Regions from separate parts of the Homo sapiens genome. Here region 1 is linked to region 2. The links are chromatin loops, found by intact Hi-C in ENCODE. Cell type or tissue: PC-9. All regions are shown on one strand.

Region 1 (5,000 bases), 56 kb before region 2:
CCGTCTATTCCGTGGGGGCTGCCTGTGCCCAGGCACACACGCTGCAGACAGCCCCTCACAGTTCAGCTGCCTGTTGAGTCTCTGGCTTTCTGGGCTGTTACTTTGGTTTTTTAAATTTCATTTTGTTAATTCCTGAAGTATGGGTCTTACTTGGCTTCTTTTCCTTTTTTCTCTGGATCTGTCCTGGAGACCAGAGCTGTGTTCTACATCCCTGAGGCCCTCACCTAATTCATAGGTTCTGGTGACTTTGTTTATGTTACAGAGAAGAACATAAAGAAAAGACAGGCTTTCAGTCTTTCTAAATTCTTGGAAGAATTGCCCTGATGATTGCCCAGGAAGTGTCTATGCTGTCTGCTTTGTTGGCTTTGAGTTTGAAGGATTTTGAGGGCTTTTTTAAGGAAGATTCATGATCTTAGACCAGAACTTTCTCTGCTCTTTTTCTGGCAATTCAAACTAATTGATGTTAAAACAATATTTATTTTTAATACTACAAATGCATATGTTTTTATTCTTAAAAATTCATAAAACACTGGTAAAGTAGAAGTTATTTATCCTTGACCTGGCTTTCATCCAACCAAAGGGAAAGACTGTTAGCAATCTGGATGTATCTTTCCAGACCCTTTAACTTCTGCATAGTTTCCATCATGTGGATTATTATCACCTTTGACACCTTTTTGTCATTGTTGTTCCGTGCCATTATAATTCCTTTCCCTTTGCTTCCTGGTTTCCCCTCTTTTCCTTCCTCTTTCAGTGGGAACTTGAGAAGAACAGCAGGTAGCTGTGTGAATTTCACTGTTAGTCTTGGGTTAGGACTTGGCCGTGTTCTTCATCGGACACAAACCATCTTGTCTGTGCTCTAACACTGCTCTTTTTCGCCGTGGGCACTTAGTCCATCCTAGTGTCAGACTTTGCATAATGAGTTACAAATGCAAGAGCTGGCAGAAATTTTCAACATCACTTCTTGAAATCATCACACTGTAATTGCTACAGTAAATTTTATTTTGGCATTTTTTTTGTTTCTTATGACTAAAGACTTCCTCTTGACTAACACCCACGTTACTTGGTTTTGCCTGACTTGCTTACCTTGTTTATCTTTCTCATCACCTTTTTCCACACCCACCTTCTTAGCATCTTTTTCTTTTACTTTCCTTCTCTTAATTTTTAAAAGATAAAACACTTTTCCCCAACAGTTAAAATAGAAATGGTTTAGCCCTAACTACATAGTAACTAACACTTAAGTATTTGTAGGATTTCATTTTGTATTTCATATCCATTGTCTCACTTGATCCTCCTCGAAACCTTGCGGTGCAGGCATGGCAGTGTTGTCCTCATTTTCCATGCTGGCCATCTCTCTCCTCTGATTGGTTTGTTTTCTTTTCTTTTTTCCTTTCCTTTCCTTTCCTTTTTCTTTTCTTCCCTTCTTTCCCTTCTTTTCTTTCCTTTCTTCCTTCCTTCCTTTCTTTTCTTCCTTTCTTTCTTTTTTTTTTTGGGCAGAATCTCACTCTGTCGCCCCAGGCTGGAGTGCAGTGGTGCTATCTTGGCTGACTATAACCTCCGCCTCCTGGGTTCAAGCAGTTTTGCCTCAGCCTCCCTAGTAGCTGGGATTACAGTTGCAGGCCACGATGCCCGGCTAATTTTTGTGTTTTTAGTAGAGTCGGAGTTTCACCATGTTGGTCAGGCTGGTCTTAAACTCCTGACCTCAAGTCATCTCCACGCCTCAGCCTCCCAAAGTGCTGGTATTACAGGTGTGAGCCACTGCTCCCAGCTGTCTTCCGATTTCTTTCAATACAAGTTAAGCTGGGTACACTTCACAGATTATGAGAGATTTTTTTTTAAAGTTGATGCATAATTCAAACTTCATCTTTTCTTGCCATGTTGACATTATCTTTAAAATGTTGTAATTTTTCTTTTTTTTGGACAGGTCACTTCTTCTCCTTAGGCCTGTTTCTTCATCTATAAAATGGGATTTTTTGATAAATTGATAAGATAAATTCTCTAAGATTTTTAAGAATTTAAATTTTGTATTTGAAGTAGGCTATTTTATTTCTTTACATAGGAGTAGATGGTTGAGTTACAGCTTCAGTTTGACATTGCCAAAGTTGTTGTTCTTTAACTTTTAATACTTCGTTTTTGCTTGCTATTTTTAGGGAAAAATATTTACTTCCTTGGAGCCAGAGCATGACCTTAATGATGTTTGTCTCTACCCCAACTCAGGTATGCATTCTGTAGTGAACGTTCAGTGAGACAAATAAAAAGATGCATTCTGTAGTGAACGTTCAGTGAGACAAATAAAAAGGCTATACTTTTTTAGGTTTTAAACCCATTTTATTTCTTAAGATAGAATTTGGCTTTGTCAGCACAATTCTTGGATATTTAACTTACTTAGAAGAATTAAGAGCAGGAAGTGGTGTGGATGATTCAGAAAATGGCACTCTTAATGACTCAGTGCTCAGCCCGCCCAGCTATTAGTGGAACGTGGTAACAGCATACAGGTAGGAGGCAGGTGAAGTGCTATTTTAGTGTGCTCTTTAGCTCTTTTATGTGATTAGTAATAGTGTGTGGAAATTGAGGGTAGAGATTTGGAGAAAGCTAGATTGCCTGATAATACACAGATGGCTCATGAAGCCATAGGTTTTGTAAATTCTAAGTTGTATGCTATTCAGCAATTTACATGTTAGGTTTCAAAATTTAACAGTGCATTCAAGGCAAATCTGTGAAGAATTTCAGAGTATGGGAGAAAAATGAGAATAGTTTCTACTCTGAGGGCAGAGGTACCCAGATCATCTTGATAGAGAGAAGTAAGGCAGAGCGTGAGAACTCCTATCACATTTGTGCAAAGAGTACTTTGACAGCTTGCTGGAGAGAGAGAGCTTTTACCCTGTGACCACCGAGAGCGGAGCAGTGAGAAGATTTTGCTTTGCGTTGAGCTGGAGTGCCGAGTGAGATTTGGTTAGGTGGAGTTGGGGGGCTGAGGTGATTCTCATGGGAGAGCAGTCCAAGATGACCAAAAAGGATGGGCACAGAGGGCTCGGTTGGGGTGGGGAGGAGTGTCCTGTGCCTGAGCTGTGGTGGCTCTGGGAAGGCTGAAGTGGGAGGCAGAGAGTGGTGGGTGGTAGAGGGTTGGGCATGATGTGCTAAATGTCTTGGGCTCCGTGTGCTGTCAGAGAGGACTTGTTCCGACTGTGCTTTCAGAGGCAGGTCTACCCACTGTGCAAAGGGTAGATTGGTTTTGGACAAAAGTGCCTTGGAAGTAACTGATATTCTGAGCTGAGATGGGGAGCACAGGTGAGAGAGCAAGTTTGGAAAGATTATGGCTTCTTTTTCTAACGTGTGAGGATTAGGAGGTGACAGGACAGTGGCAGTATCTGGCACTATCTGGCTTCCCATCAAAATCATCTGCACAGCTTTAAAGGTACAGCTCCCTTGACCTTATACTAGGTGTACTCACTCATAGTGTCTATGGAAAGGGCTTAGAAATGTGTGGTTTTTTTTTTTTTTTTGAGTTGGAGTCTCGCTCTGTCACCCAGGCTGGAGCGCAGTGGCACAATCTCTGCTCATTGCAACCTCTTCTCCTGGGTTCAAGCGATTCTCATGCCTCAGCCTCCTGAGTAGATGGGACTACAGGCACGCACCACCACGCCTGGCTGATTTTTGTATTTTTAGTAGAAACGGGGTTCCGCCATGTTGGCCAGGCTGGTCTTAAACTCCTGACCTCAAGTGATCCGCCTGCCTCCACTTCCCAAAATGCTGAGATTACAGATGTGAGCCGCCGCGCCTGGCCAGAAACGTGTGTTTTTAACACACTTCCCGGTGGATTCTTAGGCGGCAAGCCCTGAACCGATCCGCAGACTTGTGCTTGGGGGGCGTGTCTGGCGTCCAGTAGAAAATGTGGTCTTGGGGTAAGCAGGTCTGTAGATAGAAAGTTTTGCGATTATCCCAGAAGTGGTGGGAATGAATGAGATTACTGATAGGGAAAGCTGGGAGTGAGATAAGAAGTGAGCAGGAGCTGGTTCATTTGGGAGAATGAGGGGGAGGAGCCAGCTGAGAAACCGGATGGGAATGGACAGAACGACAGTGCCAGGCCCCACGGTTTTTGAAGTATGGAAGAGATTCAGTGGGCACTGCTTAGCAACTACTAAGGATTACAGAAGTTGGGGCAGGAAGGAAAGAACTAAGATTGATTGCATGCTGCTGTTATCAATCTGGATGATGGATGCTGTAATACAAACTTATTTAATATTTTATAACTGTGTAGTCAGTGGTCCATGGCTTTTTTTTTTCTTTTTTCTTTCTTTCTGTTTTTTTCTTACCTCTTAAGGGGTCAGAAAAATTGGGTAATTCATTCAGGGTTGGTCACCCAGCTGGTGTGTGGCAGAGCCTCATTTAGAACCCAGCCTTCCTGTTTCTGGTGCCCATGCTGTTTTTTCTTTTTTCTTTTTTTTCTTTTTTTTTTTTGAGACAGAGTCTCCCTCTGTCCCCCAGGCTGGAGTGCAGTGGCGCAATCTCAGCTCACTTCAACCTCCCCCTCCCGGATTCAAGCGATTCTCCTGCCTCAGCCTCCTGAGTAGCTGGGATTACAGGTGCCCGCCACCACGCCCGGCTAATATTTGTATTTTTAGTAGAGACAGGGTTTCACCATGTTGGTCAGGCTGGTCTCGAACTCCTGACCTCGTGATCTGCCCGCCTCAGCCTCCCTAAGTGCTGGGATTACAGGCGTGAGCCACTGCGCCCAGCTGCCCATGCTGTTTCTAATTGCACACTGCTCTCCCAAGAAAGATGAGAAACCCTGGACTTTATAATTTGCATTTCATCTGTAATAGTTGAGAGAATTTTATTATAATCATGGGAGTAAAGTGAAATTCTGGTGAGTTCAGGAATAGATTGCAGCTGAGGATGCTGGGTCCTAGTTAGGGTATTGAAATGACCTACACCAGGGTCTCGGTTAAGTAGGTAAGTGAGTAAATCAGGTGGAGCTGAGGTTGGGGCAAGGGTGACGAGCA
Region 2 (5,000 bases):
TTTTTATTGTTTCTTTTTACTTTAAAAATACATGTAGGACTTTTTCTTTCCTGCGTATAAGATTAGTATATGCTTAAGATGGGAAGTCTGGAAAATAGAAAAGAATATCAAGAAGAAAGCTATCCTTACGATTCTTATACCAGAGAAAGGCATCATTAATATTTCAGTGAATTTTCTTCCTGTCTTATTTGTTTCAAAATTAGAAACTACAATAGCAAGAGTCTTGTATGTGTAAAATGTTTATCCTGATTCTTTAAAATAACACAGGTGGTTTCCCATTTTGTTAAAAATTCTTTGTAAATATTTTTAATGGCTACATATTCTGTTTTATGAAGTGATTATAATTTACTCAATCCTTCTATTGTTAAACGTTTAGATTATTGTTTTTCTTTGTTCATAACTCCAGAAGTAACTGATTTTTATTTGGACTTGGTGTTCTTACGAGTATGCAGGCTGAAGTGTAACTTCCACCTGCTTTCCTTTATTAATGTGAAAATAGACAAAGATCAGTCATAAGATAAATAAAAGTTAGCACTTTGTTTAGTTGGTATTGTCCAGAGGTGAGATTTTTCTAGTGTTTTCAGATGTATGAAGGTACCTGGGTCCTTGCCAATCTTGTTTTCTCTGCTTAGATGAGGCAGGCAGATAGCCAAGCTTGGTTATGTGCTGGAATGAGTTGGAAAGAACTGATCTCTGCGACAGCCTGCAGAACCTAATGAGTAAGGAGCTGACCTTGTAGTTTTGGGCCAGCTGTGTGGTGCCCTCAGGAGGTTCTTTTTTTTTTTAAGCTTATTCTTTCTCTGTCCTCTGGTTTTTAACCAGGTACGTGCATCTAAGATGGGTGAGCTCCTTTTGTCTTCATTTCTGTTCATGCTTTTCAATACCCAGGGACTGCAACTGAAGGGTCTTGTTCCTAGCTCTTGGCACACTGCTTATGTAATCTTGGGCGATTGCTCGTCTTCATGGGGTCACAGTTTTTTCATCTGTAACATGCAAGGACCGGATATGGGCATTCTTAGAGCTGTGCTTTCCAAATGGATTCAGACTCAAGACTCCCCCTTGCTGTCTTCTGCTTCCTTAGTCTTTCCCTGCATCCCCTCATCCTCGTTTATTACATTCTTTTAGTATATTGTTTAAATTTTAATTTCTGGAAGCCTCTCAAGTAAATAGAGGACTTTTAGGTTTCCATTTTCATGACATGAATAGTATGCCAATGTTGAAATAATTCCTCAAACTTATTAATATTTGAATTTATGTCTGTGTGTAATGGCTCTGCACCTTCCTAAGTTACACCAATGTGTATAAATGAATATATATATCTTTAAGTGTTTAGAATACAAGTCTTTGCTGCTGTGTTGACTCTCTCCTCAGAGTATTCACACTGATCTTCTTGTTAGCTAAGCCTAAGCATGATTAGGGAGGTAACTTTTCTGCTTTGTAATGTCATTTTACAGTAAAAGCTAAATGGAAGTGATCTTTGGATGTACATGCCATGCCCTAAGGCTTCAGTAGATAGAGAGTAGAGCTAACTTAGACTGTAGATGTTTGCATTCCTATCTGTGTTTTATGCCAGAGTCTTTATCATCTGATAGAGGCAAGAATACTTAAGTTACAATTTAATTTTGCTACTTTGTGCAGCATGCTATACCAGAGCCTGTTTATAAGGCCCTGTGATTATCTAGATGCAGAAGTGCCCTTCCCTTCCCCCCATTTCTTTGTAGACCTTTGCTGAGGTTGAGGGCAGCCAGAGAAGATTTAGAATACCCCATAGTGCAGGATGGTGGAAATGACCTCACAAGTTGAACACATGCAGAGCAATCCTCATGGTCAGGTGGGAAAATTAGCATTGTTCCATGCCTTTAAACATTTTTGACAAAACATTAAAAACTCTCTTACTGTCCATTATAAATTGGAAAACTAGGATCTTTTCATTATATTGTAATTTAAAACATTAGGAATAAAGCCTAATTGAGTATTTTATTTTCTTTCTTTTATTTCTTTTGTCAATAGTACTTGGAACAGTGCTTACTTTTTTCTCCTCCTAAACTTTTGATACGGAGCCAGCATTTTTCTTTGCCTCAGCAAATTGTCATACTCACTTTCTAAGTTTGGATAAGCTTCCGATGTTTCATCCTTTGCTCTTTTGACGTTATGAATTGTCTCTGAGAGTTCCTTTCATGTAAAGTTTTTTGCCAGTGTCACTTCCACTGGGACACTTTTCTTCTTCTTGTCACAGCTGTTTTCCTCATTTGTTTTCAGAGGTTCACCATTACGTGGTCCCCTCACTACAGACTTAGAGTGCCAGCCAGTGACAGTAGCCACATTCCCTGTATTCCCACAGCCAGCTCTTTCTTCTATAACTCCCTTTAAATTTGATTCACATTTTTGTTGTTGCAGTTTTATCTTGTTGATTAGTTCTCTGTAAATTATTCTTTTTTGTAAATGTCACACGAGTTTGTCTTCGGTATCTGAAGAAGCAATGCAACAGTTACACACGCGTCCTGTCTGCAGGAACTGAACAGGAAATTCACGGTGCATCACACCGCCTGATGCAGTGTCCGGTCACTGACAGGCTTTGAGAAAAGCAACCCATTATTTACGTAGGGATTTGTGGACTAAAGAGCTCGCTGTGGAGTTATACTTTATGAACATACTCAGTTGATGAACAGAGATAACTGAAATTTGAACCGTCTTGTTGGGGCACCTGGTATTCTTTAACTGCATTCCTTAGCTACTCCTTCCTTTTGGCACCGTGCGAATCAAGAACTTGCCTTTCTGTTATCTCCAGTCACATCTACGTTCCGTTGATGTTCACTCATTTTGTTGCTACATATTCTCTAATTAACTATCAGGATGGCATTTGATTATTTTAAAACCTATTGGTGGGTCACCCTGTAAAGAATTACCAAGCTGTGTACCATTTTACTTCCAGTGAAAAGGAGGAAGAACCTTAGAAATTCCTATCTTCTTCCATCAAACAGCAGTTTCTCTTCAGCTCTTCATAGCTGGAAATGTGATCTTTGTAGCCATATCACGTGATAACAGAATTCTTCCAAAGAGTACTATTTGTAAAATGTGCCCCTAATCTTCTTGTTGGTGACTTCCTAGCCCAAATCAGACCTATTATCAGAGCTCAGTTTCATTCCAGAAATATTTATATATGGTCTTTTGAAAATCTGAGGCTGTGCTTGGAAAAAGTTTGTATAATTTGTTGTTGAACAGTTTCATCTTATGTAAAGTGAAGATCGTAGAAATCACTCATGAATTAAGGAAAGAATCCTTCATTATAATTTAAAAGACTACTTGAAAGAATTGCTAAGTCTCATCAGCAGATCATTAGTCTCGCCTTTGAACTCAGCTCCTCAAAAGCTTGAGAACTTTACTAGCTGTGATACCTCCTGATTTGAAAGTAGGTATCTTGCAATACCAATTTGAAAGGTATGTTTTGCCTTGTCTGCAGCTGAAATTTATTGGAGACAGTGAAATGTGTTCCTAAATATTGCTGCCACTGAGAACACAAAAATCGAATAAGATGTTTACTGTATGGTTGATATTGAACCTAAAATGGGAAGTGGCCCACCACATAATGTCAATCAGTATTATATGGACATTATCCAAACTCAGAAATTTTGGTTGCATTAATTCTAGTTAACAATTAAGGCCGAGTGCAGTGGCTCACGCCTGTATTCCCAATACTTTGGGTGGCTGAGGCAGGAAGATTACTTGAGCCCAGGAGTTGGAGTCTGCAGTGAGCCATGATCACACCACTGTACTGCAGCCTGGGCTACAGGGCAAGACAGCATCTCTTTAAAAAAAAAAATGAATGAATGTATTTATTCTTTCAACAAATATGTATTGAATTTCCAGTATGCACAAACAGCTTTGAGAGGCATGGGCATCTGTGATCTGTTTGATTTGTGAGGGTTTGAGTTTTGGTTAGAGCTATTTTTCCTATAGGTATCATTTTTTGTATGTTAGTCTTTTTTGTCAGTTTCTTGCTGTGGCCTTAAAGTCTCTGATGAATGTACTTTTCTTTCATTCTGCAGCAGCTCAGGCAGGACTGTGCATGAGATCTCTAGGCCAGGGGTCTCCAACCCCTAGGCCATGGTACTGGTCTGGGGCCTTTTAGGAATCAGGCCGCACACCAGGAGGTGAACCTCAAGCTTCATCTGTATTTACAGCCACTCCCCATTGCTCACATTACTGCCTGAGCCCCACCTCCTGTCAGGTCAGTGGCCACATTAGATTCTCATAGGAGCATGAACCCTATTGTGAACTGCGCATGCGAGGGATCTAGGTTGCGAGCTCCTTATGAGAATCTAATGCCTGATGATCTGTCACTGTCTCTCATTAGCCCCCGATGGGACTTTCTAGTTGCAGGAAAACAAGCTCAAGGCTCCCGCTGATTTTATATTATGGCGAGTTGTATAATTATTTCATTGTTATTACAGTGTAATAATAATAGAAATAAAGTGCACAATAAATGTAATGCGCTTGAATCATCCCAAAACTCCCTCGCGCCCGCCCCCCGCCCCCCACCACCATCTGTGGAAAACTTGTCTTCCGAAACTAGTCCCTGGTGCCAAAAAGGTTGAGGATCACTGTTCTAGGCTATGTGTATTCTGTGGTTAGGAACCCATGGAAGAGATATTTTAGCAGTTTCAGGAATTACTAAATACCACTGAGAACTTATATTAAAGTAATACCTCATCTCTCTAGGGAATACAATTAGGTACAGATACTTTGGGTTGGATCAGGTCAGTTTTAACATCCAAAATATTATTTTTAAAGCTTTTTTAGTATCAATTAAAATTTTTGTTTTTTTTAAATTACAGTTATACATGCATAGTTTTAAAAACTAAACATTTCAGTCTGGGCACAGTGCCTAACACAAACATTATGGGCTCACACCTGTAATCCCAGCACTTCGGGAGGCCAAGGCAGGCAGATCACTTGAGGCCAGGAGTTTGAGACCACTCTGGCCAACACAGTGAAACCCC

Evidence for each region. A loop is a pair of places that touch in the nucleus more often than their neighbours do. Peaks named below come from ENCODE experiments on the same cell type or tissue, not always from the same donor. Only the 100,000 strongest peaks of a DNase experiment are listed, where the experiment ranks them.
Region 1: a loop joins it to region 2, with 6 times the contacts of the local background. A loop is called at or near these places in 5 of 110 quality-filtered maps.

Annotation. Positions count from the first base shown.
Region 1 is chr2:10,651,695-10,656,694 of GRCh38, reverse strand. NOL10 (nucleolar protein 10) reads left to right here. Exons shown (of 21, transcript NM_024894.4): 12 at 2,148-2,214. Among named protein-coding and RNA genes, the nearest start is that of NOL10, 36 kb to the left of the region's middle. RefSeq lists an enhancer at 1,540-2,739. In PC-9, no CTCF peak of the experiment used is centred here; DNase peaks (open chromatin) are centred at 1,064 and 2,464; H3K27ac peaks cover 3,158 bases.
Region 2 is chr2:10,595,794-10,600,793 of GRCh38, reverse strand. All of the region lies in intron 17 of NOL10 (nucleolar protein 10), which reads left to right. Among named protein-coding and RNA genes, the nearest start is that of NOL10, 92 kb to the left of the region's middle. In PC-9, no CTCF peak of the experiment used is centred here; a DNase peak (open chromatin) is centred at 2,683; H3K4me3 peaks cover 517 bases; H3K27ac peaks cover 1,968 bases.